4 separate regions of the Homo sapiens genome follow, and all the other regions are linked to region 1. The links are chromatin loops, found by intact Hi-C in ENCODE. Cell type or tissue: IMR-90. All regions are shown on one strand. Region 1 has its middle 21 kb from the start of LINC00687. Region 2 overlaps LOC105372530 (a long non-coding RNA gene). Region 3 overlaps LINC00687 (long intergenic non-protein coding RNA 687). Region 4 has its middle 95 kb from the start of LINC00687.

What was found. Hi-C counts contacts between places; a loop is a spot of excess contacts. Peaks named below come from ENCODE experiments on the same cell type or tissue, not always from the same donor. Only the 100,000 strongest peaks of a DNase experiment are listed, where the experiment ranks them.
Region 2: a loop joins it to region 1, with 8 times the contacts of the local background. A loop is called at or near these places in 3 of 110 quality-filtered maps.
Region 3: a loop joins it to region 1, with 3 times the contacts of the local background. A loop is called at or near these places in 8 of 110 quality-filtered maps.
Region 4: a loop joins it to region 1, with 2.1 times the contacts of the local background. A loop is called at or near these places in 3 of 110 quality-filtered maps.

Annotation. Positions count from the first base shown.
Region 1 is chr20:11,887,743-11,895,742 of GRCh38, reverse strand. It overlaps a transcript of BTBD3 not described here. Among named protein-coding and RNA genes, the nearest start is that of LINC00687, 21 kb to the right of the region's middle. RefSeq lists a silencer at 4,801-5,000. In IMR-90, no CTCF peak of the experiment used is centred here; DNase peaks (open chromatin) are centred at 3,302 and 4,962; H3K4me3 peaks cover 2,575 bases; H3K27ac peaks cover 1,501 bases.
Region 2 is chr20:11,712,068-11,720,067 of GRCh38, reverse strand. It overlaps LOC105372530 (a long non-coding RNA gene), which reads left to right. Exons shown (of 3, transcript XR_937264.2): 3 at 6,972-7,562. Among named protein-coding and RNA genes, the nearest start is that of LINC00687, 150 kb to the left of the region's middle. RefSeq lists a silencer at 633-927 and an enhancer at 3,512-4,013. In IMR-90, a CTCF peak has its summit at 3,699; a DNase peak (open chromatin) is centred at 3,547; H3K27ac peaks cover 819 bases; H3K27me3 peaks cover 313 bases.
Region 3 is chr20:11,803,785-11,811,784 of GRCh38, reverse strand. It overlaps LINC00687 (long intergenic non-protein coding RNA 687), which reads left to right. Exons shown (of 2, transcript NR_110635.1): 2 at 1,346-1,798. Among named protein-coding and RNA genes, the nearest start is that of LINC00687, 63 kb to the left of the region's middle. In IMR-90, no CTCF peak of the experiment used is centred here; DNase peaks (open chromatin) are centred at 1,304 and 4,204; H3K27ac peaks cover 2,582 bases.
Region 4 is chr20:11,771,248-11,779,247 of GRCh38, reverse strand. No RefSeq gene overlaps it. Among named protein-coding and RNA genes, the nearest start is that of LINC00687, 95 kb to the left of the region's middle. In IMR-90, no CTCF peak of the experiment used is centred here; no DNase peak of the experiment used is centred here; H3K4me3 peaks cover 603 bases; H3K27ac peaks cover 841 bases.

The DNA of each region.
Region 1 (8,000 bases):
GATGCCTTCCCCACCTCCTCACTGTAGACCATTGGCAGACAATCCTAGAACCTAGCAAGACTAGAGATTTGTTCTTGGAAGAGTAGGTAAACAGGTAAGTCTGTATGGTGAACCTTCTCCAACATGACTCTACACAGAGAATGCTGAAACCCCAGCCAGATTCCTCCATGAACACTGGAACCTACACTCTTTCCTCAGTGCAAAACTTTACTGGAAGACCACTCTCTGACCAGCCCAAGAAGACCCTACAAATGGCCCCAGTGAAAAACGCAGGAGAAACAGTAAACAATCCAAAGTAGCTGCCACTGGGGAGGGAGAGTAAGGGATGGGGGGAAGAAGAGGCAGATGAAAGACCATCTATTTTACAATAAGCCTCCTAGACTTTTAAAACTGTGCATGTATTAAATACAATAATCTTTATCTGAAAGGACAAGGGCATAGAATTGTAATGTTAAAAGGATAGTGTGACTTGCTCTGCCAGGTATTTCTAAATATTCTAAATCTATGATTAAAAAGATGTGGCATTGATTAAGACTAGAGGATCAACACACAGAGAAGCAAGACCTAAAACTGAAGCAGACCTCAAAGTTAGTCAAGATCTTAAAAAACAATAAAGACCACAAAGCAAAGAAGAAAGGAGGAACTATTTAACAAATGGTGGTAGAACTCGCTAACTAGGGAAAAGGAAGAGGAGGCAGCGGCGGTATAGGAGCGCTTCATATCCATGTACAATTATAGAATTAAATGTAAAAAGATCTAACATATTTCCAAAATGTTGTTTATCTCACCTTTCAGATAAAGATTATTAAATTTAATATATGCATACAGCTTTAAAGTCTAAAAGCCTTATTGTAAAATAAGTGGTCTTCCTCAACGCCTTAGTCTTCCTCCCCATCCACTTTTGACTGCTTACTGCTTCTCCTGAGTTTTTCACTGGGGCCATTTGCAGGGTCTTTCTGGGCTTTCCAAGCATGAACAAATACAAGGAAAAAATCATAAAGGACAAGGTAGAGACTTGTTTATATAGAAATAAAAATATTTTATTGGTTGAAAAACGCCAAAAAGTGAAAGAAATAATGGCCTGTGGAGAAGAAAAAAAAGAAAACTAAAAACATGATAAACACTCAATCTTCTTTAGATAAAACGGGTATTTAATTTTTTTAAATCACCACTTTAAAGTAGGCAAAGTACCAGAAGAGAGAGCTCCCAAAAAGGAAAACAAAAGAAAAAAAACAGATGATCAATTTCAATAGCTACCAAAAAATAAATTAAAAGATCATATTTTTATAGAAAAATCAGGAAAGATGATGAACACTGGAGTGCTGACACACTACAGGTAGACCATACACTCTGTAAGGGAATGTTATGGCATAAGCAATTTGGCAACAAGCCACAAGAGTCATAAAAGAGTTCACCTCTGCCCCAGGATTTCCACTGCTATAAATCTAACCTGAGTAAATCCGAAATATTTAAACTTTCAGACAAGGGCATTTTTCTCAGCTCCACCTGTGTGTCCACTCTTACGTACTGAGCCTACGTCATTTGGTCGACCCTGCTGGCCTTCCTCTACTTAGTTCATTCCATCTCACCAAAACTCTATGGTGCAGGCACCATGACCCTTATTCCAAGGAAATGCGATTAAAGAGGTAATTAAGGTCACTTAGGAAGTGGCCGTGCTAGGATTGGCAACCAAAGGGTTTAATACTGTATTCTCAAGCCACTAAAACTAAAAATAATACGTAAAACAACAGAAAACTAGTTCAATAAACTTGGGTGTATTCATCATTAAAAATCTTATTTTCAAAGGGTTTACAGAAAAAGGAAACGTCTCTAATATTTACTTCATATTAAATAAAAGTGCAATATTTAAAACTACAGATAAAATTAAAGGCCAATTTTGTTCAAAAGTATGTCTATGCAGACAAACAGAGTAAAATGGAAGCACATCATCTAATTACCAGTTGTTTCTTTTTAGATGATATGACGGTGATTTTTACTTTCTTAATTTTTTTCAGTGATTCCCAAAATGTCTCCCAACAGGAAATATTTTTTTATTTAATTTTTTAAAAGAAACAAAGCAACAACAAATTCTCAACTGTATTTGCTTAATTTGAATAAACAAAGGACATGTCGATAAATGTACATTAATGCACACCTTCAAGGAATTTGAGACTGGACAACTATGCTGAAAGAGATACTAAATTGAAAAGGCTTAAAGGTAATTTTTAAATGTGTGATGAAAGAAGGGAAGATTAAGTGAAAGATTATTATTTTAGCAGCCCAGCATCACTGCTGGAACTACAAGGTCCATCACATGATAGGGGTTTCCACCAGTATTCCTTTCTCACAGTAAATGGGAAAAATTCACCTTACAGGATTTGCTTGATAGCTCAGTTAACAGAAATTTAAACAGCACATAAAATAGATTTTAGTAAGAGAAAACCATTTCAACTCCCAACACAAACTCAAAAATCACTGGAATCCTAAAGGTATTTTGGAATTGACTAAAGTCTGATAACTTACAAAGTTTAAAATATTTTTTAAAAAACACAATTAAAAACAAGTATGTTAAATGACCTATTTCTGTACTATTTTGTTCAGAAGAGTTTTAACAGTTCCTTGCAAGGCAAAATGGAATTAGATGTCTATAGCATACCTGTTTTGAGCATTAAAAAAAAAAATGAACATTTTTTCAAATTGATCTTTGGATGCATGTGTTTGGGCAGGGAAGTAGGAGAATGTGTAGACTAATTGTGCCTTTCCTTTGTTAAAGTATAACATTACAAGCAGTTTAACATTTTGTAAAGAATGTTGGCAGAGTACTTTCTAGGAACAAAACAACTTAAAAGCTAAGCATGGCATTTTTGCCACAAATTATCAAAAGTTTTTCCGCACAGATGTGGAGTTATATTTTTTTTAAATTTTTAAATATAAGATATAACTTAGGGCTTTAGAGAAATAGTGCATACAATTCTTAGGCATGTGCACCTCCAAGAAAACATGCTAAAAAAGGAAAAGAAAACATTGTTTCCACTTCATTTTGGAAGTTTGTTAAACAAGTTATCAGTGCAAGGATTGGGAAAGAATGAGAAATCAAGAAAGAACATGGCTGCTAGTAATTATCATCCCATACAACGGCGTTAATAATCTGTAAGTATCTCAGAAAGAACATCTTGGAACTGCATAAGCTCACCCTTACCTGCTGAGGCCAAGAAATGAAAAAGGGTGATTCAAAAATTCTTCCGAAAAGGAAGAGTCCTGTTCAGAAACCCAAGGGTAAGAGGACCCGCCCACTTCCCCTGGAGGACTCGTTGCTATGGGAACCCGCAGTAACCCTTTAAAGCCAGTAACCTGTGGGGGAGGAAGATCCTCCCTCAGGTTAAAGTTAAAACAGGGGATCTGGCAGAGGGTTGAGTAGGGGACTGAGGTAGGGTTAAAAGAAGGGGAAAGCCCTTGGCTGGGCAGGGAGTCAGTGAAAGCGGGCTTAGTAACCTCAACAGAAATTCAAAACAACACTTAGAACAATTGTTTTGAGTGCTAGAGTCACATTATAGTTCACAAAGTTTGAACCGTTAGAGACGCTTCCCTCCCTCCCTGGTGGGAAACAAACCGCTCTTTGTGAGTTCCTGTCTAGGAAAATGAATTTGAGTTTCATCTCACCAATTACAAACTGAATGCTACTACTATGTGAAACTAAAGCCTTGACTTTCTTATATTAAACCAGTGTTTCCAAACTCGGCTGCGCGATCACCTGGGGATCTTTAAAAAATACACTGTGTTAATTGGTCTGGTGTGCGATTGGGCTTTAAGAGTTTTAAAACTCCCCAGCGACTCCTCTGTGCAGCCAAGTTTGGGGAAACTGTATTACAGGATTTGGCGAGGTGGCGGGGAATATTTAAAAAAGAAAAAGCACCGTGATCTCCCTTGGTCTTTTGAGGACTAATAATAGAATTAGCTCGCTTTCACCAGGCACACACAGGACAATGGGTTGCTTGATAAATAGGGATCCCCAGCAGGCCCGAACAATACTTTCTTTGAAAAGGCCAGGAGGTAAAAGCCTTTTCTTCCCAAGAGAGCAAACATCCTTCTTCCCGAACACCAAACTTGTACGTCTATTTTTAGAGCAAACGGGCCACAAATGCCACTCAGAACTCGGAGGACTAGTCCAGCCTCAGGAGGAAGCCGCCCCCGCCATCGCCCGCCGCCACTCGCTGGGTTCCCGCGGCGCCTGAGGCCGCGCAAACCCGGAGCGTCGGTCCCCGGAGTCCCCGCCGGCAGCGCCTCAGGAAAGTTACTTAGGGGAAGTTTGCTCCGCTTCCCACCGCGCGCCTCCCCGGGAGAGGGGCGCGGCCCCCGCCACCTGCTAGGCGCCGAGGCTTCCCGACCGCGCCCCCTGCCTGGACCTCCGCCACCTCCGGGGTCGCGCACCCCGCGGGCGTCCGCACGGCCAGGCGGGCTCGTGCGCCCCTCCCCGCGGTCTTTCGGCTGAGGCGGCCCTGCCCCTCCGCCCCCGGCACCAGGACCTCCGCGCGGGCCCGACGCGCCCCACTGGGACCCCCCCCCCCTCGGAAAGCCAGCCCGCGCGGCCAGCGCCTCTCGAGCCCGGGGGACGGATATGGGATCCTCTGGTCCCGTGGGTCCGAGGCCGACCTGCGGCCACCAGCCCGGCCTCTCCTCGCTTCGCTCGGCCCCTCCGGCCGGCCGCAGGGCGCGCGCCCCTGCCCGGGCGGTCCCGCGCTGCGCACGCGCGGAGGCGCCGACCCGCTCGCCCGCGGCGCCCTCACTCACCGCCAGCGCTCCTCCTCGCCTCGGGCGACGCAGCCGTCCGCCGCCTTGCCCTGTGCCCGCTCCTCAGGCCCCGGCCGGGGCACTCGGAGATCCAGCGCCCGGCGGGCTCGGCGGGCACCCGCACGCAGGGCACGCTCTGCGGGAGCGAGCGCGCGTGCCCGGTCACCGGGAGGGAGCGGAGCGGCATGGGAGGTGCTCCCGGAGGCGGCCTTGGATACGGGGCATGCGCAATGTCTGCCCTGTCCTCAAGCAGGAGTGAGGGGTGGGCGGGAACCCGGGCTTGGAGAAGGCGGGGAGGGTGGAGGAGAGCCAGCACTCCCGCATCTCTGAGAGGCCACTTCGTCCTTGTCCCACGAACTGCAGTTTTTCTCTCTGGGTCATTCATCAATGAATGTATTAAGCATTTATTGAACACTTGCACTGGCAGAGTGGATGTGCGGGATACAGGGCATCCTCCGGTAATAGAGGGCCGATTGCATTTGGCTTTGGGGCTCCTTTTTAGGCACTGATGCCAGCCCTCTCTCTAACAGATAAGGAGGGTGCATAAATAGAGGTCTCGTAATACCTAACGACTACACTCTTCAGTGATCTGGGGAAGGAGAGTAGCTGCTGGTTGGGTTGATCATGGAAACTTCGTTGAGAAGCGAAAAAGAGGAAAGGTGAACACGAAGGCATAAGTGGCAAAAAAAAAAAAAAAAATCAAACAGCATATGAATCCATGCATCCTGTCGGGGACAAGTTTAATCTGAGTGTATTGTTCTTAGTGAAAGATGAAAACGGCGGCCGGAAAGGTAGTTGAAGCTCATCTGGAAATAATCTTTAATGCTTAGCACGACTTCAGCTTTATTCCGTGGATAATTGAGAGGCACGGAAGAAGGGGAGAAGGGGAGCCCGGTGGTGGCTTGATAAAATGCAGAATTTAGGAATATAAAGTGAAAACTAGAGACATGAAATGCTGTAATATATGTTCTAGGTAAGAAGTAGTAGGGTCCTAAGTTCAAGGGTTGGTATCAGGAATGGAAAGGATCAAAAAGTTTCCAGAGACTGTGAAGGACAGAATGACTCCCTTACTTATGTCACTGCCTCTTGGGTAGAGAGATGTTTATCATGACAGGCGCCTACTTCATTAGATCAGATCATCATCCTTGGCAAAATGTATATCGGTGGATAAATTAGACCTATACAATACTGTTAGGACAAGTGGATGCTTCTTTTAGCAAGAGTTTGGCCCTGGGAGAACGTATTTCTGCTCAGATGAAAAACCATTAATTTGAGAGACAGCATACATAGTGAAAGACACCTGGGCTTTGGACAACAAAAGTCCCTTTGATAAAGTCCAAATACCTCATAATACACTATATTGTCTAAATTACTTACTATCTGTGAGCCTTACTGTGTTCATCTGTAACATGGGATCATAATATTTACCTTGTATAATGGTAAGTTTTATGTGTCAACTTGGCTAGGTCATGGTATCCAGATATTTGGACAAACATTAGATGTTTCAGTGAAGGTATTTTTTAGATGAGATTAACAATGAAATCAGTAGACTTTGAGGAAAGCTGATTACTCTTAATAATGTGTATGATTTTCATCCAATCAGCTGAAGACCTTAGTAGAAAAATGCTGACTTCCCCTAAGCAAGAAGGAATTCTGGCAGCAAACAGCCATTGACTTGCAGCCTTTTCCCTAGACCTGCAGCCCGCCTACCTACTCTGAAGATTTTGGAGTTGCCAAGCCTCCACAACCATATAAGCCAATACCTTTCTCTCTCTTTCTCTCTTTTCTCTCTCTTAAACTGCAAAAAGCAAACAAACAAACAAACAAACAGACAGCAGGTTCAAAATGGAGTCACTCATACTAGTGTCACATAACCAAACCAAAACTTGCGTTATTTACTTGCAAGATTTGACCTTGTGAGAAATCAGAAGAGAGATAACAGTGGAATCCAACTAGGCCAACAAGATTTTGCTTACATCTGTAGAAGAAAAGTAACCTTGAAATGACCAACCCTCTATTTGTTCTTTATTTCTGCTTTTCTCTTCTTTTTTCTGCCCATAAAACTCACCCACTCTGTTTAGCTCATCAGAGTTTCTTTCTACTTTGTAGACTGGATGCTGCCCAGTTCATGAATCGCTAATAAAAGCCAATCAGATATTTGAAACTCAATTTGGTGAAATTTTTTTAATTGACATATATTTAAAATAGATATATAGATATATATCCATCCTGTTGGCTCTGTTTCTCTGGAGAACTCTGACTAATACACCTTGAAAGGTTATGAAGATTATGTAAATTAATTCTCATCTGAAAAACAAGCATTATAATCTTTAATTTGTGAGGCTGTAAAAAATTAAACACAAGTGCATAAAGCACCCAGTTTATAGCAGAGTCTGAGTAAATGATAACTACTATTACTTGTGAATGAACACAGAAGGGAAAAACCAGACAAAGAGATAGGATAGATATTAGCACTTTGAAAGCCTTTTCTCAGTTCACTGGGTAATAAATATGTAAAAAACAGATTTAAGAGGTAAAAGAAAATTTTGGTGTCCCTAGCTCTGACACACTAAAAATGTGATAAATATTGCAATTACTTGCAAATAAATTCCTTAAGAGCCATTAACTAAAGATAGACTCTAGCTGTACTCTCAAACACTAAACATGCAAAGCAGAGATATGAATTCATATCTGAACAGTTTACTCCAATTTAAGTTCCAGTCGAATTCACTCTGCTTGCTACTAGGAAGGAGAAACCTGGAAAGAGCTTATTTTTGAAATAATTCCCAATAGCACAGAGTAGGTGCATGCTAGAGCACTCAATCAATGTGTTTGTTGAATAGGCTTCTGGGTGAGCTTATTGTTTTGGGGAGTATGCAAAAGTGGTTAAAATATTCCATTTATTCTACAAATATTACTATTTGTTATGTACTAGGCAGCATCCTGCCCTCAGAGAATTTATCAAATAGAACAGAAAAATGCATAACTATAACTGTAATTTAAGGCAGACTGTGACAAGTGCCTTAAGGGGAACATAAATGGTTGGGCCAATTGTACCTTGCTCAGGTAGTTAATGCTGAGGGCTCACTTTCCTAATCATGTCTCCATAGTGGTTCCCAGCTTTTCATATTTTCTTACGGTGAAAGCCAATGAAATACATGAGCATCTTATAAATATGTTTTGAGCAAAGTTGGTAAATATCAAGTCAACAT
Region 2 (8,000 bases), 180 kb after region 1:
TTTGTTTACCCTGACAGAGTAATGATATGTTGGCTGGATATAAGTTGATTCTGTTCCATTGTCCATTTTCTTCCACTGTTGGTGGTATTATTTTATAGTGAATTCCTTCTTTCTGACTTTAGATGTTCTTTTTCTTTAGAGATCAGGAATTTTTTCATGATGTACATATTGATGTGTCTTTTTTTGAAATCCAGCTTGAATCTTAGTGAATATTTTAAATTTGCTACTTCAGGTTTTCATTATCTCTTGGAATTATTCTTCTAGTATTTATTGTCGGTTTTTCTCTATGCATTCCTTTTTGTTCTTCTGCAACTACTATTACTCACATTTTAGGCCTCTGATTCCATTCTGTGGATCTCTCATGACATCTGTCTCATGGTATATGCTGTCTGCTTGAGAAGTTCTTATACTTGACCTTCCAAGCCTGCTGATGTGAATCTCAGCAGCCCCATTTTCTCTTTGAATGAATCTGCTGAATAAGATATACTCAAATCTCCTTTAAAATACCTTTAATTTATTTTCTAATTCAGGGTTTTTTTTTCTGCTCTAATAATTCCATTTTGCTGAGTGTAAGTCCTAACAGTTCCACTTGATCTTCTCTCTGGCTAATGGTTTCCCATAGTTCGCTTGTTATTTTCCTTTGCTGGCCCATTGGAATTCTAGTGTGGTGGCGAGAGTATCCTAGCAGGGATCCTACAGTCATGGAAAGCACAGGCACCTCTATCCCCCTGAGCTGCAGTGTAGAATCAGGCAGGCTGGCACCTGCTGCCTCTCTTATCTCCCTGTAGTCTCTCTCCCGTAAGGAAGGAAATACTCAGCTTACTTGTTCATCTCTCATTTAGTGTTTTGGGAATTTGGCACGTTCATACTGAATTGACATCAGTACTCCCTTAAGGGACCACAGATCTTTGTATGCTCCATCTTCCCCCAGAATTTTCTGTTTTTGGGTTCTTAAGTAGGTTATGATGCTGTTTATCATTTTACTTGTTCAAATTATGAGGTCAAAAGACCTACACCATTCTCTATGCCCAGGATCCCAGCAGAAGCCAGAGCTTCACTACATTCATTTGCTATTTGTCTTAGGAGAGGCAGACTGATTAGAGTTGGTAGCAGCAATCAAGGCACCATGCTCAGAATGCCATGTTCCCACACTTCCTCCCAGTGGGTTTGAATGACAGGTACAATCAGCCATTTTAGGCATATGAGCCATTTGTGCTAGCCAGTTCTTTTCAAATTTCAATGTGCATATGGCTCCCCTGTGGATCTTATTAAAATACAAATGCTCCTTCAGTAGGTCTAAGGTAGGGCCCCAAATTCTGCATTTCTAGCACTTTCAGGGAGGCACTATGGGCCCACCAACTTGATACTGAAAGTAACAAGGTGTTAGAACCATGAAACAGATGGCCTTTATTTGACCAGTCAAGGCAGATGATAGTATTAGAAATGTAAACAAAAAAGAGTATAGTATAGCAAATTGAGATCAGCAGAATCTGATCATCAACAGTAACGTTAGGCAAAACATTAGGGTCTAGTAGAGCAGTGCAAAGCTTAATAAGCCTACAGAAATTTTATAATAATTTTTCATAAATGTATTCCTTATTTCCCCAATCTCTTTGTTTTATCCTCTTTTTGAACAAAGTTTGCTCCTTTTAATCTATTATAGAGGGTTTCTTGGATTAAACAAGAAAAACAGGTAATTCTCTTGGTGGAGTTACATGGTACATGAAATTTCAAGACTCTCTGGTTATTTATTTACTTATTTATTCAGTAAATATTTATTGAGCATCTCTTATGTGCCAGACCTTACTCTAAGTGTTAGAACGATGTTTGACTAGATTGCCTGTGCAATGGATCTTTGTCTGTTTTTAACGGATTCATTGATTTGCGATTTAGTATTCATCCTCCCTGCTTCTTAAATGTAACCCAATTTTCTTTTGGAAAATTATCTTTTTTTCCAATTTGGTATAGTCATGCCATGATGTTAAGCATTGCATCCTGTCCTCCTACAAAAACCTTGAAGTACTCTCTGAAGGCTTTTCCTCTACATCAGTATTTTAGAAATTTGGCTAATTATTAAATCACTTTGGGGGTTTTAAAAATATCAAATGCTTTGGTTCTACCTCCAGGTAGTCTGATTTGATTAACCTGTTGTGTGGCCTAAGTATCAGGGTTTTAGAGCCCCTAACAAGTGATTTTAATGTGCAGCTGGAGTTAGACAGCCAATTCCCTAGATCTCTACTCTCATTGATCCAGTATAGTCGAGCAGTGAGGCTGTGACCTCAGCCTGGCTAGCTGGACTCTCTACCCGAACTTTGAATCCGAAGAGCAAATGGAATAGCATTCTGTAGCAGCCCTCAAACAAGGCTGCACAGCATTGTCTGCTCTGTACTCTCTCCATATCTGTTGTTCCAATCCTCTGAGCTTCCCTGTACCTTATCAATAAATACCACTTTTGCTGAGTATGTTAATCTGGGTTCTCCAGACAGAAACAAGAGAATATACTGATGTAGATATAGAAATATACATATGAGAGAGAATTTATTAAGGGAATTGGCTCATGGCATTAGGGTGGCTGAGAAGTCCCACAACAAGCCATCAGCAAGTTGGAGACCCTGGGATGCCAGTGGCATGGCTCAGTCCAAGTCCAAAGGCCTCAGAACCAGGGAAGCTGATGGTATAACTCAGTCTGAGGCCAAAGGCCTGATAACCTGCTGGGGGACTGATGTAAATCTTGGAGTCCAAAGGCAAGGGAGCCTGGAATTGTGTAAGGACAGGAGAGGAAGAGTGTATCCCAGCTCCAGCAGATAGATTGACACATTTGTCTTTTCTCTGTTTTCGTTCTCTTGGGGCCTCCATCAGATTGGAGGGTACCTGCCCACTTTGAGAGTGGCTCTTCTCTACCTACTCCACTCAGACTCATGTGCCAATCTCTCCTGGAAACACCCTCACAGAAACACCTCAAGATAATTCTTTAACAGGTTTCTAGGTATTACTTATTCAGTCAAGCTGACATCTAAAATTAACTGTCACACTGGGATCAGCTGGGAAGAGTCATTTTCTGTTTCTTACAGCCAATGAATCTCAACTGAGCAAACTGATGAGCTTTTTGTCACTCTAAATATCTGTTGAGGGCTCTCGATCTGCTAGATCAATCACAGTCTCAGCCCTCGGTATCAAACTCCTTACCACACATAGGAAAACTCGAGTCAGAGGGCAAGAGAGTCACCCAAGCTCCATTACAGGTCAGTGACTAAGAATTCTCATTGTGCCTGCATGTCTGTTTCTTTGCTTGTTTATCCATTACCATACCAAAAAAAAAAAAAAATCTTCCTTTTGCTTATTTGTTTTTAGGAAAAATTTAAAGATTACTGAAAGGGTGCTGCAAAATTGAATAGACAAGTCAGAATGCATATGACTAAGCAGAAAAGCTGGAAAACATTCCATATTACCAAAGAAGATCACAAGCATCTGCTCACAGCAGAAATATGCAGAACTCCCTGTCTCTTTACACGTTTGCATGGAGACCAAAGTGAAAATGAGATGGAAAAGATGTAGACTATCACAACTTGCTATCTGGCATTTACTATCCCTCCTACACACTCACTTGAGGTTTCTGGTCAGCTTTCCTAGAAGCACTTGATTTATTGAAGGCAAGTTCTCAGGACAAACCTGCAGGGGCAGAGAAGAGCAGAGGAAGGAGTTGAATAGGAAGTGGTCCCAGCTGGAGTCTAGCTTCAGTCTGACCACAAGGGGAGCTTTGGAGGGTGACTAAAACCACACAGTTGAAGCAAGATGGCTGGCCTTTTGTAGCCCATATCAATTATTCATTGGCAGTCTCTCAGGCATTTCTAGAACAGGCATATTCACTGGAGAAGGAGGCAGCCATTAGTTCTTAGCAGCCAATACTTGCAGTAGTTGAGAGATGGGCATACGTGCTGGTGAAGGTGATCCAATAGCAACTTCTACACCTGGATAAATACTGTCAATTGCACTGCTCCTCAGTATTTTCATCTATAAAATGCAACAGAAGGCTGGGTGTGGTGGCTTACGCCTGTAATCCCCGCACTTTGGGAGGCCGAGACAGGTGGATCACCTGAGGTCAGGAGTTTGAGACCAGCCTAACATGGTGAAACCCTGTCTCTACTAAAAATACGAAAATTAGCCAGGCATGGTGGCGGGCGCCTGTAATCCCAGCTACTCAGGAGGTTGAGACACAAGGATCTTTTGAACCCGGGAGGCGGAGGTTGCAGTGAGCCGAGAGTGCGCTACTGTACTCCAGCCTGCATATGTCAGAAAAATGCCACTTTTGTGCACTCGCTACTGCTTGAAAATCATCTTTTTCTTGAAACTTTTATTTTAGAGAAAATGCAAAGTCTTGGAAAGGAATACTACCTTGAATGCTTTAGTGTATGCCTATTTAACAAAAGGGGTATTTATTGATAAGCTGAGAGTTGAGTGATCTGGATTCTAGTTCTGCTTGTGTTGCTCTTCAGCAAAGCAACTTTGGATAAGTGGTTTATGATTTCCGGGATTCACCATCTTTATTTACAAGAGTTGGGGGTTAGAGTCAATTATTTCTGAGTTACTTTTGAATTCTAAAATCTTGTTAGGTGCTGATTTGATTTCTCCTCTAATGCAGGGAGGAGGCAGAGATAATTGTTGTTTGTTTGCAAGGAACAAGTTTTCATCTTGCAGCCTTAATACAAAAGCAAGAGAAAGAAATGTAATAGCTCGGTGGTAACAGCAGCTTGGCTTTGTTTGGATTCAGGGTCTCTAATACGACATATTAGATGTGTCAATGGAATGTGATTTATTTTGCTTCATAACATTTGGGAACAGATATTTGGTATTTCATCCAAGGAAAGCAATTTGCAGAAACCTTTTAGAAGGTGGCTGGAGCATCAGTAATTGGTGCCATTTCTTTAGGCCAACATTTCCTTAAAGCTGCACAATCTTTCATTTTAATCATCCCTCTCAGCAGGCTCCTTTTAGGGCTCTGGAGCAGGGCACCCACCCCTCAGAAATTAGGTTCTATTTTTAAAGTCCACCAGCCAACAAACCCCCTATTAATCGTGTGAAATCTGCTCAGAGCTGCTCTTCCGGGTTCTCCACCTCCTCCCCCTACTCTCTCTCTGCACAGCCTCCCCTGAAGATATTTTTAGCTCTTAGCAGCTACATCCTTGAGAATTTCTAGGCCTGTGCTACACTTTGTGCTCAAGTAAACATTCTAGAGATTCCAGTCCTTATTCCTAATATTTTTGAAAAGATTAAGAATGCCACTCCTTAATACAATTCAGTATTAATCAATAATCAATCTGAACTTCAAAGTCTTCATCTATCTCAGAATCACTCTTTCTTACAAAGAGATAAATACCTTATTTATTCAAAGTTACTTAGTCTTTTCCTCATAAGGATCAAGTGTGACTTTGACCCATTGTTCCAGACAATCTCTCTCCAAGGCAGCCTTGGAATTATTTTGGGGATGGGAAAATCTGGGTGCTCCCTCTGCATACATTTTGCCTAAGGGTTCAATTTTGAATCAGGAAATACAGATGTCTCTTTAAGACCACTGTACTAAAACATAGCAGTTATAGTTTAAGAACCCATTATGGTATCCTGGGAAGGAAAAATCATCAAAATATTTTCAAAGCACCTATAGGAATTCCAATAAATAACATATAGATTGTAAGAATTTGGCTTCGCAAATATGATCAGCAGTATTTAATCATCCATTTTTCACAGCCAAACTCATATTGTTTAGCATGTTATTAGTGGTTTTGATTTGGGGTTGCAGTCTTTTTAAATGCTTATGAATAGGTTATAGAAGTATATGGGAAAAGGCCGGGCACGGTGGCTCACGCCTGTAATCCCAGCACTTTGAGAGGCCAAGGCAGGCGGATCACAAGGGCAGGAGACTGAGACCACGGTAAAACCCCATCTCCACTAAAAAAAAAAAAAATACAAAAAATTAGCTGGGCGCAGTGGCAGGTGCCTGTAGTCCCAGCTACTCGGGAGGCTGAGGCAGGAGAATGGCGTGAACCCGGGAGGCGGAGCTTGCAGTGAGCCAAGATCACGCCACTGCACTCCAGCCTGGGCAACAGAGCGAGACTCCGTCTCCAAAAAAAAAAGAAGCATATGGGAAAATACAAATTCCAGGAAAACAGCAAACAGTGAAAAGGATCTCCCTGAGGTCAAGATGAGGGAGATCCCTCCCACATCTGCTTCCCAATTTCTCAAAATACACGTGTATATGTATATGTGTGTGTCTATATATATATAGAATATTATACATATTGTGTGACACATATTTATTCATATACTTTATATGTGCACATATATAAAGTGATTCTTGTTGCTATGCCACAAATGTTTTGCACATTACTTTGCACCTTCCTTTTTTTTAATTTTATTTTTTCATTAAACATTGTATCTTGGAGCATATTTCATATCAAACCATAAAGATCTGTCTCTTTTTTAATATCATGTTTCGTTGTTCGGAGGAATGAGAATTTATTTAGCAAATCCTGATAATTGGTTTCTAATTAGGAAGGGATACTGAGAGAGAATGAGGAGCTCTTGTTCTGTACAGAATATTGGGCTAATTACTCTGGTTACTTAGTGGCTATTTTGTGAGTTTCTAAGAATCCTATTCTTGGTTCAGCCGTAGCCTCTTCCTTTTCCCTTGCTCTTTCCACTCCCTTTTCTCTCAAAACCTTCAGCAAACCCAGGTGATTTCTGCCTAGCGATATTGGTAAACAAACAAACAAACAAACACACACACAGACACAACCCCCCCCCAAAACTAAAAACAGTTTGAAATGCCTTTCAAAGGTGAGTTCTCCATAAATAAATAAGTTTCCAACGGAAATATCATGATGGTGTGGCTAAGGTGTGCTTGTTCCCCTTGGTTATGTTTTCCAAAGCCTGTTTTTGACTGGTACAAAAATCTCCCATTTGTTCTTCTTGTTCAGAGCCTGTGGTTTATTTTCTCTTGTCTGGACACTGTTCCATGAACCCCAGGAGAGAGGCATCATCACAGAAGCCTTGGCATTTGTCAAACGATGAGCAGCGTGAGGTGATGGAGCCAGGCACCCAGCAGGGACCCAGTAGATGCTGCATGGGCTGGCTGGCAGGTGGCCCTGATGACTTTGGGAGTTGGGGAATCTGCACTGACTGCCTGTTTGTCTCCTGTCTGGGGATGAAGTGGGAGGACTCTTCAGTGAAAAAGCACAGCTAACTCCAAAGTCACATTTTCCAAAGCAGCCTTGCCATTTACCTGCTTTGGTTTACAGAAAGAAACAAGGCTTCATCTTTGATCCTATGTTCCTCAATGCGTTGTAGCTTTTGAGTCTTATCTGAACTGATGTCCAGACTGACACATTTTGGGGAAGAGCATCCCCAGCATGCTGACAGATGGCTGGCACACCTGTCTTCCTGAGTCTTGGTTCCAAAAACAATACAGCATTTTGCTTGTTCAAGATTTCTGTGTAAAAATTTACACGTTTTCTAGAGAATATGCAGAAAGTGAAAACTGTAAATGTAAACTAGTATAATTTGAAAACAATGTATTCATATTGATTGATTAAATTATATAGACTATGGAGTGTTATTTCCTTTAATACTTCTTTTTTCTTCTTTTTAGAAACAGGGTTTTGCTTCTCGTTGCTGAGGCAGGTCTCCAACTCCCGAGTTCAAGCAATCCTCCCACCTCAGCCTCCCAAAGTGTTAGGATTACAGGCATGAGCCACTGCGCTCAGCCTTTTTTCATATTTTTAAAATGACAACTGTTTTAGGTTAAGTTCTTAGAATTCAAAATGTGGATTTTTGTAGAGATGTGCTGAGAGAGGCTTTTCGGGAGGACCCTGTATGGGAGTGAAGGAAGCAGGATGGGGCAGGGGAGGAAGCCTGGAAAGGACATAGGCTCATATGGAATCTGGCTTCAGCCTGATCCCACTAAAAAGTTCTGGAACATAAAACGTACTGCATAGTTGATCCCCCTG
Region 3 (8,000 bases), 84 kb after region 1:
TCTACCTATTTCATGAAGCTTTTATTTGGTACATTTACTTTAATTTTTTAATGCATAATATCTCGTTAACAATTCTGACATGGGCTTTCTAAACACTGAAGTTATAATTATATAAACATTTCTGGGCCGGGCATGGTGGCTCACGCCTGTAATCCCAGCACTTTGGGAGGCCAAGGCAGGCGGATCACGAGGTCAGGAGATCGAGACCATCCTGGCTAACATGGTGAAACCCCATCTCTACTAAAAATACAAAAAATCAGCCAGGCATGATGGCGGGCGCCTGTAGTCCCAGTTACTCGGGAGACTGAGGCAGGAGAAAGGTGTGACCCCAGGAGGCGGAGCTTGCAGTGAGCTGAGATCGCACCACTGCACTCCAGCCTGGGTGACAGAGCAAGACTCCGTCTCAAAAAAAAAAAAAAAAAAAAATTTCTGGCTCTGTTTTAGTTTCATGGTGGTGGAAATTATAGCCATAAAAATCCTCTAACTGTATGTATTATAGGGAGAAAAATGACATTAATCCTGAACAATGGGTAATAATTGAGACGTGTTGTCAAGCAGTGCAGTGACAAAAAATAACCTTGCTGATCTCCTCTGTATCTTTGAATAATTATCAGCTATAAAAAAGGAATAGGTTGGTGCTATAATCTTTTTGTTTTTATTGGGAGAAAGACTATTTTAATCTTATTTTGACAGTCCCTTATCTAAACTATTAACAATTTATTCATTCTGTATTATTAGATTAAGTCACAATTGTGATCACTTATGACTGGACATTCTCTCAGCTCTTTCAGATCTTGCTCCCTGGGCTCTGTGCCCTGAGACCCATGGGGTTCCACTCAATACCGGTCTTAAATACATAGTTTTTTTCTGAAAGCTACTAAGCACAGCTTGAATGCCAGTGCTTTCAATTAAACCTTCTAGGTTTTGTGCTGGTGTTAAATAGGCCACCACTGGGGTTGGTTGCTTCCAATAAATGTAGAACTAAAGGCAACTGTAGGGTGTAGAGAGAGATGATCCTTTAAACCAATATAGTGGAGATAAAAGATTGAACAAACTGCTCTTTTTCTTGCTTGACTTAGAATAGACATGTTGTAAATGATACTCTTAAGCGACCAAAACACAGTAAAAATATCCAGTGACAAAGGAAAAAAGGAGAGAAAATAACTTTTAGTTAGCTGTGTTAGTTATTGGCAATGCATATATCAAAACAGGAAAGATGTGATTTCATTCTTCAGGGTTGACTTTATACTCAACAAGATTACATGGTGAAGAGTCATCAGAATACAAGATTACATGGTGAAGAGTCATCAGAATAATCAATCTTCCTCCACTTTCCTTCTAACAGTCTCTTCGTGGCCTGTGCTGAGGACTACATCAGTCTCCTGCAATTATCATCTACACTGAAAAACAAAGAGGACAGAGGCGAAGCTAGTGGCCCTCACCATCCCCTGCAAGCTGATTGCTTCTTACTGCAAGCACTTGAGCATCTTCCTGAGAGCTTTCTTGGGCAATGGGAACCAGGCTTGGCCCAATCACAGGCAGGTGAAGTATGAGGAAATGGAGAAGGCATTGTCCAAGGAGCAGTCTTCAACCTTCACCCCGCAAGTGAGACAACTCTGAATAAGATGTGTTCTACACTCTCTTCCAAAGGTCCCCAGTTGGATGGAGCTCTAGCTGCTCATGTGATAAGCTGCCTATTAATACACAAAAGATTGCCTTTCCTCCTTGCTCTGTCTTCCTGCTGCTCTCCTACTAATGTTTCCTGGGATTGCCTCCAAATAAACCACTTGAACTCACATATTAGTGTTATTGTCAGTTGGAAGATTTTAGTGTTTTAGATATATAGGAGCTCTTCCGCTTTTAAGATTGCCAATTTCTTCTTTCTTCAGAGCAGTATTCATACCTGGACCGTATTATTTTTTTCTGGAAGTATTTTATTATTGCTTAAAAATACCAGGAAGATTACCATGAAAACTGTACATTTATAATTTAAGGATGGAATCTTCATGTAGTTTCTTAAACCTCGGAGGTGAAGGTATTACATATTCCAGAAATTCAGGAAACTTTCTGTGTTATAGAATAGCAGGATATTGAAACCTACATTCTCTGGTTAAGAGAATGCCTACATGATTTTTAAATAATTGGTCTATGGGCTGCCCATGGTGGCTCACATCTGTAATCCCAGCACTTTGGGAGGCCAAGGCGGGTGGATCACTTGAGGCCAGGAGTTCGAGACCAGCCTGGGAAACATGGTGAAATGCCGTCTCTACTAAAAATACACAAATTAGCTGGGTGTGAGGGTGTGTCCCTGTAATCCCAGCTACTTGGGAGGCTGAGGCACAAGAATTGCTCAAACCTGGTATGCGGAGGTTGCAGTGAGCCAAGATTGCACCACTGTACTCCAGCCTGGCTGACAGAGTGAGACCCTGTCTCAAAAAAAAAAAAAAAAAAAAAAAGAATTGGTCTGTGAATAGTGATAGCAAACATAGCATATTTTTCTTATTCAAAGAAATAATTATTGAGATCCTATTATGTATATGTTTTGTAAACTGGTCCCCTATTCATGGTGGGGCCCCACTTAAGCTCAGGACTAGATACTTACCAAATCCTGGAGAAGGGCCTGTTTGCTTCTAAGTTTCCTTGCTTTGTGGAATTTAAAGTGATTGTCATACCCAAGTAAGAGATGCTTAGGGGGTGAGGAGAGGATTAATACAGAGGCTAAGTTCTTATTCAAATGCAGCTCAGTTTTAGATCTCATTTTATGGCCATCATCCCATACAGATTTGCCAAGAAGCATTCCAAAATGATTCTTGACGATTAGCTATCAAATAGAAAAAGAAATAAGATACTTGGCCGGGCGCGGTGGTTCATGCCTGTAATCCCAACACTTTGGGAGGCTGAGGTGGGAGGATCATGAGGTCAGGAGGTCGAGACTGGCACCACAGAAGTCATTTCTCTAGTTTATCCCTTCAGAAGTGGCTTACATGGTATAAGGCACTGCAAAAATAAATAAATATTTGTGGCTAGTACCATAATAGCATATCCCCTTTGATGAGGAAGACCTTGAAATAAGTATAAGTATGATGTTACAGGGACAGAAATGTAGAAACAAAACTTTCATATAGGATATATACTGTGTACTTGTGTTAGTTCATTTTGCATTGCTATAAAGGAATACCTAAGGTTAGGTAATTTATAAAGAAAAAAGATTTATTTTGGCTCACAGTTCTGTAGACTGTACATGAAGCATAGTGCTGGCATCTGCTTCTTGTGGGGCCTCAGGAAACTTCCAATCATGGCAAAAGGTGATGGGGAGCAGACCTGTCACATGGTGAGATAGCCAGTAAGAGAGAAGCCAACTCGTTGAAATTATATATGTTGGCTGGCTAAGGAACAAGTCTAGTGTAGTCTGTCTCTCCTACTGATTACAACTAAAAAATCTGGGCAGAATGTGAATAGAACTGCCCAAGATCTCTGCAAAGTAACCACAGCAAGTGGGTTGAAGATTGATGTCAAAACATGAGTAATGACCCAAAAGGGGTAGAGCAGAGGGGTGGGATATGGCAGGTGAGTTTCGTGTTGTTGTTTTCTTTGTCTGTCAGCATTGTCTCAAGAGGGGGTTTAAGTCCTAGAACTGCACAGCAGGTGCTGAAAGCAAATGCTTTAGGGAAGAATCCCTTCTTTTTGACTAAAGACAAGTAAAAAGGACCTCTGTATGCTGGAGAATGTGGGGAGAATCCCCCATCTCCTTTTTTAAATCATTTACCTCCAGACCCTGCCCAGAGCAGCTCAGTAACTGAGCTGCATAGATGTCTGGCAGTGAAGAAAAACCTAAAACCATGGCAGAAGGCTTGTCTTTCTAGCCAGAGGAGCTAAAAAGAAGCTCCTATTGTCCAGAGTGTGTACAATCCATGCCATTTTTCTCATTCTCTTTTCTTTTTCCACTTAACCTTAAAGTAACCCTATTTACTCAAAAGTACATGACGTTGTGAGAGGCTAAACATCTAAGAAGATTCAATCTTTCTGGCTAGAGATACCAGGGGAAAAAGGTCATTGATTATGGGAACATGTGGGAGAAAATTCAGAGATGAAAGAGCTGAAGAAATAGAATTCCAAATTTCGGGTATGTAATGACATAACTCTTGGACTCACCCTGAGCTAAGTATGTGTGGAACAACACCAAGGCATAGCAAAGATTGTGAGGGCTGAACTACAATATAAACTATGACTCAAATTTCAGGCTCTTCTCCAAGTGCAGCGTGCATCAGCCTGGCCCAAAGAGCACAGTAAAGACTTTGAAAACAGAATTGACATTGGGACCACCATCATTGAAGGTGAAACTTCTTGACAGTCTGAAGCTAATCATGTTAATTATCAGTTACTAAAAAAAATTAACATTTTTTAGATTATAACAGGACCTACAAACTTGCAAGATGAAACTAAAATGTTCTGGATACAATCCAAAATTATGTGACATAATAAGAATGAGAAAAATCTGAAAAATTTACTGTCTTCAAGGCAAAAGACAGTAAATAGATGCCAAACATAAGATGACCTAAGCCTTGGAATAGTCTGTCAAAGACTTTAATGCAACTATTATAACCATCTTCTGTGAGATAAAGTTAATGCTCTTGAAAGATAGAAGCTCTCAGCAAAGACATAAGTAAAAAACTACCAAATGGAAATTCGAGAACTAAAAAAAAAAAATGATAGAGCTTCAACATGCATTTAAAAAAAACCTGATAGAACTGCAAGAAAAAAATTGGCAAATCCACAACTATAGCCTATATTTTAGTATTTCCACTTTAATAACTGATAGACTAGTGTATTCGCCTATTTTCACATTGCTATAAAGAAATACCTGAGATTGGGTAATTTATAAAGAAAATAGGTTTAATTGGCTCATTGTTATGCAGGCTATACAGGCAGCATGCGACTTCTGCTTCTGGGGAGGCCTCGGGGACCTTTTGCTCAGGTGGAAGGCAAAGCGAAAGCAGGTATCTTCATATGGCTGGAGCAGGAGGAAAAGAGTGAGAAGGGAGGTGCTACAGACTTTTTTTTTTCTGTTATTATTATACTTGAAGTTGTAGGGTACAAGTACACACAGACTTTTAAACAACCGGATCTCACAGTAACTCACTCACTCGCTCTCATGAGAACAGCACCAAGAGCATGGTGCTAAACTATTCATGAGAATTCCACCCATATGAGCCAATCACCTTCCACCAGGTCCCATCTCTAACACTGGGGATTACAATTCCACGTAAGATTTGATGGGAACACAGATTCAAACCACATCAAGTAGGTAGTCAGAAAATCAATAAGTATGTTGAAGACTTCAACAAAACACTCTTTGCAGGTGCAAAGAATGGAATATTTACCAAGATAGGAGATATTCTGCATTATATTACAAATCCTTATAAATTTAAAAGAATTAAAGTCCTACTCAGTGATATGGTTTGGCCGTGTCCCCACTGAAATCTCATCTTGAATTGTAGCTCCCACGATTCCCAGGTGTTGTGGGAGGGACCCTGTGGGAGATAATTGCATCATGGGGATGGGTCTTTCCTGTGCTGTTGTGATAGTAATAAATCCCACAAGATCCAACGCTTTTGTAAGGGGGTGTTTCCCTGCAGAAGTTCTCTTTTGCCTGCTGCCACGTAAGATGTGTCTTTCGCCTTCTGGCATGATTGTGAGGCCTCCCCAGCCACGTGGCACTGTGGGTCCATTAAACCTCTTTTTCTTCGTAAATTATCCCATCTCAGGTATGTCTTTATCAGCAGCATGAAAACAGACTAATACACTCAGTATGTTCATTCATCACAATGGAATAGATTGGAAATCAATAACAGAAATATCTCTAGAGAATTGCTACGTATCTAAAAATTAAATACCACACATCAAAATAACCCAGAAGCTAAAGCAGAAATCAAAAAAGAAATTAGAAAGTACTTTGGACTGAATGACACAACATATCAAAATTTGCAGGACTTTGCTAATGTAGTACTTAGGAAGAAATTTATAGCACTAACCACCCATAACAGAGGAGAAGAAAGGTTTCAAATCAGTGTCTTCAGTTTGCATCTCAAGGAACTAGAAAAAAGGCAAATTAAAAACAAAGTAAGCAGAAGACAGGAAATAATAAAGTCAATGCTGAAATCTAAGAAGTAAAAAACAGGAACACAGTAGAGACAAATATTGAAGCAAAAAGCTGGACTTCTGTGATGATCAATAAAAATAATAAAACTCTAGCAAGCATGATTGTGAAAAAAAAGAGAAGGCACAATCTATCAATGTCAGGAATGATAGAAATGAGACCATTACACGTTCTGTATATATTTAAAAGATAATAAGGGAATACGATGAGTGACTTTATGCCAGTAAATTTGACAATGTATGTGAAATGGACAAATATATGAAATGGACAGATTTCTTGAAAGACCTAAACCACAAAAGTTAACTCAAAAAAATGATAGCCAACGTATATGAAATGGACAAATATATATGAAATGGACAAATTTCTTGAAAGACCTAAACTACAAAAGCTAACTCAAAAAAAAAAAAAAAAAGATAGCGCAAACAGCCTTTTATCTACTTAAGAAATTAAATTTGTAGTTAAAAGCCTCCCTACAATGATAAATCCAGGGCCAGATGTCCTTACTGGTAAATCCAGTCAAGCATTTAAGTAAGAAATCAAAACAATTCAGGTAAACTCTTCTAAAAATTGAAGAAGAGGCAATACATCCCAATCCATTCTCTGAGACCACTACAACCTTGATATCAAAATCAAAGCCATCACAAGAAAATAAAACTATAGACATATATTCCTCAAGAATATACATGTAAAAATTCTAAATAAAATTCAACAATTTTGATAAAGATAATACTTCATAACTATGTAGAGCACATTCCAGGAATACAACACTCAAAAGTAAGTCAATTTAATTCACTATAAAAAAAGCAAGCAAACAAAATCTTTGTGATCTTTGACTAAGTAAAGAGTTCTCCAATACACCATCAGAAGCACAATCTGTTTTAAAAAAGATAAATACAACCTCATCAAAATTAAAACATTAGCTCCCTGAAAGAACCTATTAGAGAATGAAAAGAAAAGCCACAGACTAGAAGAAAATAATAGCAAATAGAATATCTCATAAAGAACATTTATTACAGCTCAGGAAAAGGAGTGGAAAAAAAGATTTATTCATAACATATGAAAAACACTCAAAAATTCATTAATAAGAAAACAAGCCAAAAGTAAAATGTGCAAAATATTTAAACAATTCACTAAAGAAGATATATTGATGGTAAATAAGCCCGTAAAAAGAAGTGCAACATCATTAGCCATTGAAGATATACCAATTAAAACCACAGTTGGATACCACTCCATACCTATTAGAATGGCTATAATAAATAAAAACAGCAATACTAAATGCTGATGAGGATTTTGAGCAACTGGCATAGATAGATCACCTGCGAGAATGTAAGATGGTACAGCCACTTTGGAAAGCAGCTTGGCAGTTTCTTACAAAGTTAACTATATGCTTACTATATGACCCATCTATTCCACTCCTAGGTATTTTCTCAAGAGAAATGAAAATATGTTGGTGCATAAACCTGTACACTAATAGTTATAAGCAGCTTCATTCATAATTTCCAAAACAACCTAATGTCCTTTAACTGGTGAAGGGATTAAAGAAAGACTACTGAGAAATAAAAAGGAACAATTGAAAACTTTCAGTGAGATGGATAATTATTTTATTATGCTAATTTAAGGAAGCCAGACTCAAAAGACCACTACTGTATGATTCCATGTATATGACATCTCGAAGGGACATACAAAAGGAATCGATAATGCATCAGTGTTTGCAGAGGTTAGGGTGGGGGAGCATTTGAGCACAAAGTAGGAGGAAGAGAGAATTTTTGAGGAAGATGAAACTGTTTATTGTCTTGACCATGATGGAGTTTACATGACTTCATGCCCTTGTGATACACAGAAT
Region 4 (8,000 bases), 120 kb after region 1:
TAAAATTGCTAAGTTTGTCTTCTTTTCCAACTGTTACAGTAGGAAGTAATTATTTCTTACAATTCACCTTTGTTTTCCTCTTCTTTGGTCCTCAATTACAACTGATCTGGTAATAACTCCTGTGGAAAAACATTATCAAAATTGTTCCTAGCACAGAAGTTGATTAATATTTTATTTATCTTTTTCCATGACTCTTTAAAAACTTGTTTTTCCCATTTCATAGAGTGCTGTGTCTCAACGTGGTTGCCATTTTTCTAAATTCTACTCACCCACCCTGAAATTTTGGCTCAAAAGCAACTTTCTCCCAGGAGTTCCTTTAACCATCCATTTCCTCTCCCATGCCAGAGTGACCTGCCCTTCCTTCACTGTTATCACATAGAACATGAACAATACTTTCTGTATACCTTGAATTTTCTCCCATATTTTCGGCTCTGCCACATTATGTACATGTTCTTAGTATACTGCATACTTTTGGAAGGCAGAGCATATGTCTCATGCATTTCTGTATTCTCCACTCCATTCAGCAAAGTTCACTGTATAAAGGAAGCTCTCTGCATATGGATGAAGAATAAATATATTTATGGTACTCATGATATATTTCAATTTTATACATAGGAACACATTGGGGATTAGGACAGGGTAGATTTCAAGGTTTTTCATGAAAACTATAATTAATATAGTCTTAATATTCTGTATTTCTCAGATTAAAAAAAAAGACACAAAAGTTCTGGTGACATAAAGAACGTGAGTTCAGAACACACAACTAAAAAAGGAAACTTCCCAACACCATAAATACCAATCACGTTTTGTTTGTTTGAAATTTCCTACTCTGCAGTAACAGGAAAAGGACTAGAGTTGAGAGTTCTTTCGAGATACAATCACTTCCTGGTAAATATAATACGAAAATGTATTTTAAACTGCTATAGAATGGTGTTTAATGAATAATGAATGCCCTTGAAGGAACACAGGACAGTTTGTTCTAAGTGAAACTAAAATATAATTGAGAAACAGAAGTGGTTTTTTACTCGGTACCTCTGCTTTTTTTTATTATTATTATTAAAAGAAGAGAGATGCGGAATGTCAGGAATTGTTTGTAAAATTAGCACACATTCCTTCCATTCACACAGAAAACATCTGACCCACAAGTGGCCCCAGTTTGCTCAACCCAGTTGGCTACACTATGGATAAAGTGTCTGCTCTTCCAGAGCATCCTGCCTGCTGGAGACAGAACTCCGGGTAAGCAAAGTTGGATGGTTTTCAAAACTGTCGTCGCTGGTAGATTTACAGTCACAAAGAGGCTGTCATTAAATTTAGTCAGTGACCCTGAGTTTGGAACAATCCCAAACTGGTACTCTCACCCGGGAGTGGACCAACGTCTAAGGAGCAATTAGGGAAAAATAACAAGATTGAATTCTGGCATGTGGGGTGAGAGGTGAGTGGAAAAGAATTGAAATGCTGATTGGACAATGGTAGATAATTTAGTCTAACAAAAGAATGATTTCTCTTTGTGAGCAGTCATAGAGTTTCTCAGCAGTGTCAGCCGCCAGCGACATTATCGCAGTCGGTCTTCTCAAAGTTGAGAGTGCATCGCAGTCACCTGAGGATCTTGTTAAAATGCAGATTCTGATTCAGTAGGTCTCAGCTGGGGCCTGAGATTCCACATTTCTAACCAGCTTCCAGGTGACGCTGATGCTACTGGTTTGTAAAACACACTCTGATCTGAATAGCAAGAGTCTAGAGCTGCATTACCTAACACAGAATGTAAGCGCTGCAGGGGATAGTGAGCACCGCATTGAGATGAGCTGTAAGTGTCAAATGTACATCAGAGTTTTCAAAATTAAGATAAAATTTCAATACCAGAAACGTTCCCCATTTAAAGCACAGTTCAGTGATTTTTAATATATTCACAAGCTTGTGCAACCATTACCACTACCTAATTCCAGAACGTTTTTGTTAACACTAAAAAGAAATCCAGTACACTTTAGCTATCACCTGCCCATCCCCATCCCCATCTCCTCAGCCATCACTAATCTACTTTCTTTCTTTGAGGGTTTGCATATTCTGGATGTTTTGTATAAATAGGATCACATAATATGTGGCATTTTGTATCTGGCTTCTTTCACTTAGCATAATGCTTTCAAGATTCATCCATATTGCAGCATATATCAGTACTTTCTTCTTTTTTATGGCTGAATAATGTTCCATTGTATGAGTGAATACACCACATTGCATTTTTCTATTCACTTACAGACATTGGGTTGTTTTCACTTTTATGGCTATTACAAATAAGGCTGCTATGAACATTTTTACACAAATATGTTTGTGAATATATCTTTTCAATTTCTTGGGCAAATGCCTGGGAATGGAATTGTTGAGTCATATGGTAACTCACGTTTAAAATTTTGAGGAGCTATCAAGCTGCTTTCCAAAGTGGCTGAACCATTTTAGATTCCTCGTAGCAGTGCACAAGGGCTCTGCTTTCTCTATACCCTCACCAACACTTGTTTTTGTTTATCTTTTGTTTACAGTCATCCTACTGGGTGTGCTGTGGTATCTCATCATGGTTTTTGATTTGCATTTCCCTAATGCCTAAATGATGTTGAGAAACTTTCCACGCACTCATTGGCTATTTGTATATTTTCTTTGGAGAATACACATCAGACTTTTTAAAAAAAATTTAGAGATTTTACTCATTAGACTAATTTTAGTTTTACAGAAATATTGGGTAGATAATACAGAGAGTTCTCACCCAAACAATTAACCTTATTATTAATACCTTAAATAGTATAGTGCATTTGTTAAAATTAATGAACCAATATTGATACATTTTTATTCCCTGAAATGCCTATACTTTATTCAAGCTTTCCTTAGTTTTGGCTTAATGTCCTTTTTCTGTTTCAAGATCCCACCCAGGATTCTACATTACATTCAGTTGTTTTATCTCCTCGGGCTCCTCTTGGCTGTGACAGTTTCTCAGGCTTCCTTATTTTTGATGACCTTGACAGTTTGAGGAATATTGGTCAGCTATGTTGTAAGATGCCTTTCATTGAGGTTTGTCTAATGTTTTTCTGAGGATTAGACAGAGGTTATGGGTTTTGGGGAATAAAAGGTCACAGAGAAAGATAATTTCAGCATAACAATGGTACATATAATACTATCAACATGATTTATGACTGCTGATATTGACCTTGATCACCAGGCTGAAGTGGTATTCATCAGCTTTTTCAGCAAGATTATTCTTTCATAAAAAACAATATTGTTAAAGACTCATGTCAATTTATTTTATACTTTGAGGTATATAGTATTCTGTTCTCACATTGCTACAGAGAAATACCTGAGACTAGGTAACTTATAAAGAAAAGAGATTTAATTGGCTCACGGTTCTGCAGGCTGTGAAGGAAGCATGATGCTGGCATCTGATTGGCTTCTAAAGAGGCCTCAGAAAACTTACCATCATGGCGGAAGGTGAAGGGGGAGCAGACACATTACATGGCCAAGGCAGGAGGAAGGGGGAGTGAGTACTACACACTTCTAAAAGACCAGATCTTGTAAGAACCCACTACCGAAAGGACAGTACCAAGAGGATGGTACTAAACCATTCATGAGAAACCTGCCTCCTTGATCCAATCACCTCCCACCAGGTCCCAACTCCAATATTAATGATTGCATTTGGACATGAAATTTGAACAGGGGCAACACCCAAACTGTATCAGGGTATAATCCAATCCTGTTTTGTTACCAAAATTATTTCGGCGGTGCCATCGGACAAACTCCTATCAGTGTGAAGTTGTTTCTTTTGTTGTTGTGGGGCGTTTTTGTTTTTGTACTTCTTTACTTTCTAGCACTACAAAATAAGATAGGTGCAGGGGCGGGGGGGCGGGGGTGCACTAGCTATGAATGTTACTACTGTAGTGTCCTTTCCTATAGGCCCTCTCAGCTCACAGAGCAATAAAGTATATACACATATACCAAACATCGAATATACACATATCTGTAAATATTTCTATATGTAACCATCTGTATCTAAATTTCAGGTGATAGTAAATATACACAGGAGTTCATATTGATGTCTCCAACTCTAGTCTATTACCATAGGGATCATGTTAGCCTTCTCCCTTTGCTTATCTGTGAGCACCTACCTCAGCCATTCACTGACTTTAGTTATTCAATTTTAGGGTAAATTATAGCAGTGGCAGAACTGTTAACCTGTGTCTCCTTAGGGAACAAGTTTACCAACTAGAGTGCAGTTCTCTTGTAGAGTCACTCTTGCCTTTATCCTTAAAGGCTCTATACATTTTCAAAGTTACTTAGGTCAGCACCATTTTCCCCACCCCTAATGTTTGAATTTGTTTCATACATTTGTAATAAAGTTATATTGTGTTGTCACAATCTGTACTCTTTTGCTGCAATTCCAGGATCTTCTAAATAATCATTTAAAATTTGCACATATCAAATATCAGTCTTTGTGCTATTAATTTCCATGGGTATGACAAATGCATAATATCATGAATCCACTATTATAGTATCATACAGAATAGTTTCAACTGCTCTAAAAAATCTTGCTCTTTTCATCTTATTTATCCCTCTCCCTCTCTCAACGCTGGCAGCCACTGATTTTTTTTTTTTTTTTTTTTTGCTTTCTGTATTAGTTTGCTGGGGCTTCTATAATAAAGTCCTTAGACTGGTACTTTCTTCTAACAACATAAATTAACTTTCTCACAGTTCTGGAGGCTAGAAGTCTGAAATCAAGGTGTTGACAGGGGTGGTTTCTTCTGAGGCCTCTCTTTTGTCTTGTAGTTGGCTGTCTTGTCCCTGGGCCTTCACATGGTGTTTCCTCTGTGCATGTCTGTGTCCTGATCTCCTCTTCTTATGAGGACACCAGTCATATTGGATGATAGCTGACTTTAATAAACTTATTTTAATTTAGTTACCTCTTTAAAGACCCTGCCTCTAAATCCAGTCACATTCTGACAAGGGTTAGGACTTCAACATCTGAATGTTGCGGGGAACACAATTTGGCTTATATCATTGTGTAGTTTTACCTTTTCCAGAACACCACGTGATTGGAATTATATAAGGTATAGCCTTTTCAGACTAGCTTCTTTTACTCATTAACATGCATTTAAGATTTTTCTATGTATTTTTCTGGTTTGGTAGCTTATTTCTTTTCATGAATAATATTCTGTTTCATGGGTGCATCAAAGTTTATCTATTTATCCGTTCACCTATTGAAGGGTATTTTAGTTGGTTTTAGCCTTGGGAAAATAGGAATAAAACTGCTATAAATATTTGTGTATAAGTTTTTGTTTAGACATAAGTTTTCCAATAAATTGGGTAAATACATAGGAGTGCATTTGATGTATCTAATAATAAGACTATGCTTAGTTTTGCAAGAAACTGCCAGAGTGCATGTCAAAGTGTCAGTATCATTTTGCATTTCCATCAGCAAAAGAGTTTCTGTTGCTCCACATACTCATCAACATTTGGTAATATCAGTTTTCTGTATTTTATACATTCTAATAGGTGTACGATGATATCATTGTTGTTCTAATTTGTTGTTTAATTCCCTAATAAAAATGATGTTCAGCATCTTTCCATATGTTTATTTGTCATATCTATATCTTCTTTGGTGTGATGTCTGTTTATATTCCTTGCACATTTTGAAATTGTGTCGTTTGCTTTCTTATTGTTGAGTTTTACAAGTTCTTTATATATTTTTAATACAAGTCCCTTATATGTTCTGCAAATATTTTATCCAAGTATTTCTTTTCATTCTTGTATCTTTCACAAAGCAGAATTTTTTCCACTTTAATAACGTTCAACCTATCAAGTTTGTGTTTGTTTTTGTTTTTTTCATGGATCATGCTTTTGGTGTTATATCAGAACCTCACTGCCAAACCCTAGGTCACCTAAATTGTCTGTGTAATCTAATGATGAGTCTGTCAAAGACATTCTTCATTTCTATTATAATTTTTTTTATTTCTAGCATTTCTTTTTTATTCTTTCTTAGAATTTTCCTCTCTGTGCTTATATTACCCGTGTTTATTTATGTAGTCTACTTTTTCCATTAGCGATCTTAACATAGCTAAAGTATAATTAACTTATTAATCAGTGATTTTAAATTCCTTATCTGATACTTCCAGAAATTTCTGTCATATATGATTCTTGGTCTGATGCTTACTTTATCTCTTCAGACTGTGTGTCTGTGTGTGTGTGTGTGTGTGTGTGTGCGTGCGTGTGTGTGTTTGCCTTTTAAAATGTTTTTTGTTAAAAACTGAACATAATGTATTGAGTTATGTGGTAAATAACACTTTAGTGTGATGTTTTTATGTTTGAGGTTTGTTTAATGGTTGTTGCAGTTTAAGGTTGTTGTAGTTTAAGGTGTAGTTTAATGGTTGTTGTAGTTTAAGGTTTCTTTTAGTGTTTCCTTTTTTCTCTTCTTTGGTATTTAGGTTTTCCTAAGAACTCCTTTTAAAGTAAGATCTGTGTCTTTTATCTCTTTCAGCTTTAATTTACTGTTATGCTGGAGCGCTGTTGTGGTAGACAGTGAACATTCTCTATAATCTTATCACTAAATCTCAGTCTTCTAGTAGTTCTGAGCTCTTGGACTGTGAAGTCCAGAAGTGTTTGTCAGTCTTTTTAAATTTCTTTTTCCTCTTAGGTGAGACAGGAAGGCTAGAGGGGCTAGAGTTGAGCAATTGCTATTTTACTGGGAAAGATAGGGCTCTGGTACAGTTTTTTCTCCTGGAGAATGAGGCTTTGTTATGGAGCATACTCTAGTCTATTTTAGAATGGCTATGTTAGCCTAGTGTCCTGTCATTCCAGCTCAAGTGCGTGAATGGTGAATGAGTCCTCCAGTAATTCCAGCCCCCAGGCTTTTTCATTTTTCCAGTTGAGGCCCAAGACATCATAAAATAGACAAGCCATTCCCTCTGTGCTCAATCTGAATTTCTGATTTACAGAATCTTTGAGCAAAATAAAATGGTTGTTTTAAGCTTCTAGGTTTTGGGATACTTTATTATGCAACAACAATAACTAGAACAGAGCCATCGGAAGCTTGGAATATGACATAATTGAATTTATATTTTAAGAAGGCAACTCTGGCTGTTCTACGGAGAATAAACTATAGCAAAGCAAAAGTGGGTGGAGAAAGTTGAGGCTATTATAGTTGCGCAGGAGAATAAGGAGAGTGCATTGGGTAGGGTGGTTTTGGTATATAAGACAGAAGATATGGTAGGATTCTGAGTATAGCTTTAAGATGAGCCCAAAAAGATTCGTAGATAGATCATGGGGTACAAGAGAATGATACTAGTCAAGAATGACTCCAGGGGTTCTAAACTGAGTATCTGGGAGATAATGGAAGGAGGAGCAGGTTTTGAACATATTATGTTTATGATTTCTAGTAGGTACTCCTGTGAAGATTAGAGTTTTGAGATATACTTACATGTGACTGCAGCTTAGGGTAAAAGTGGAACTGAACAAATAAAATTGACAGAAATCAAAACATAAATGATGCTTACAACTATATGGTTGAATAGTATAATTTAAGAAATAACCATAGTTAGAGAAAACATAATGTCATTAAACTGAGCCCTAGAATACTCTAACATGAAGAGGAGGAACGGGCTCTAATATGAAAGGAGACCACAAAGTAGCAGGAAAACCAGCAGATTGCAATGTCCCAGAATCGGCGTGGAGAAAATGACTTACGGAAGACAGAGTCATCCAGTGATTTAAATGGTGCTTGTGGATCCAGTGAGTTTAGGAATGAGAGTCAACCATTGCATTTGGCAATGTAAAGAGAAATGATATTGTATTTAAAGGGACATATGGGGTTGAAGGAAATATTGTTGAAACCGAGATATGTTACAACATATTATAGAATGTTTGTATATCCTGAGAATAATTCAATAGAAAGGGGGAAAATTGAGGATGCAGAAATGAGACAAACACCTGGAAGAGTTAAATACTTGGATGAGCAAGTAGTGATAAGGTCCAGA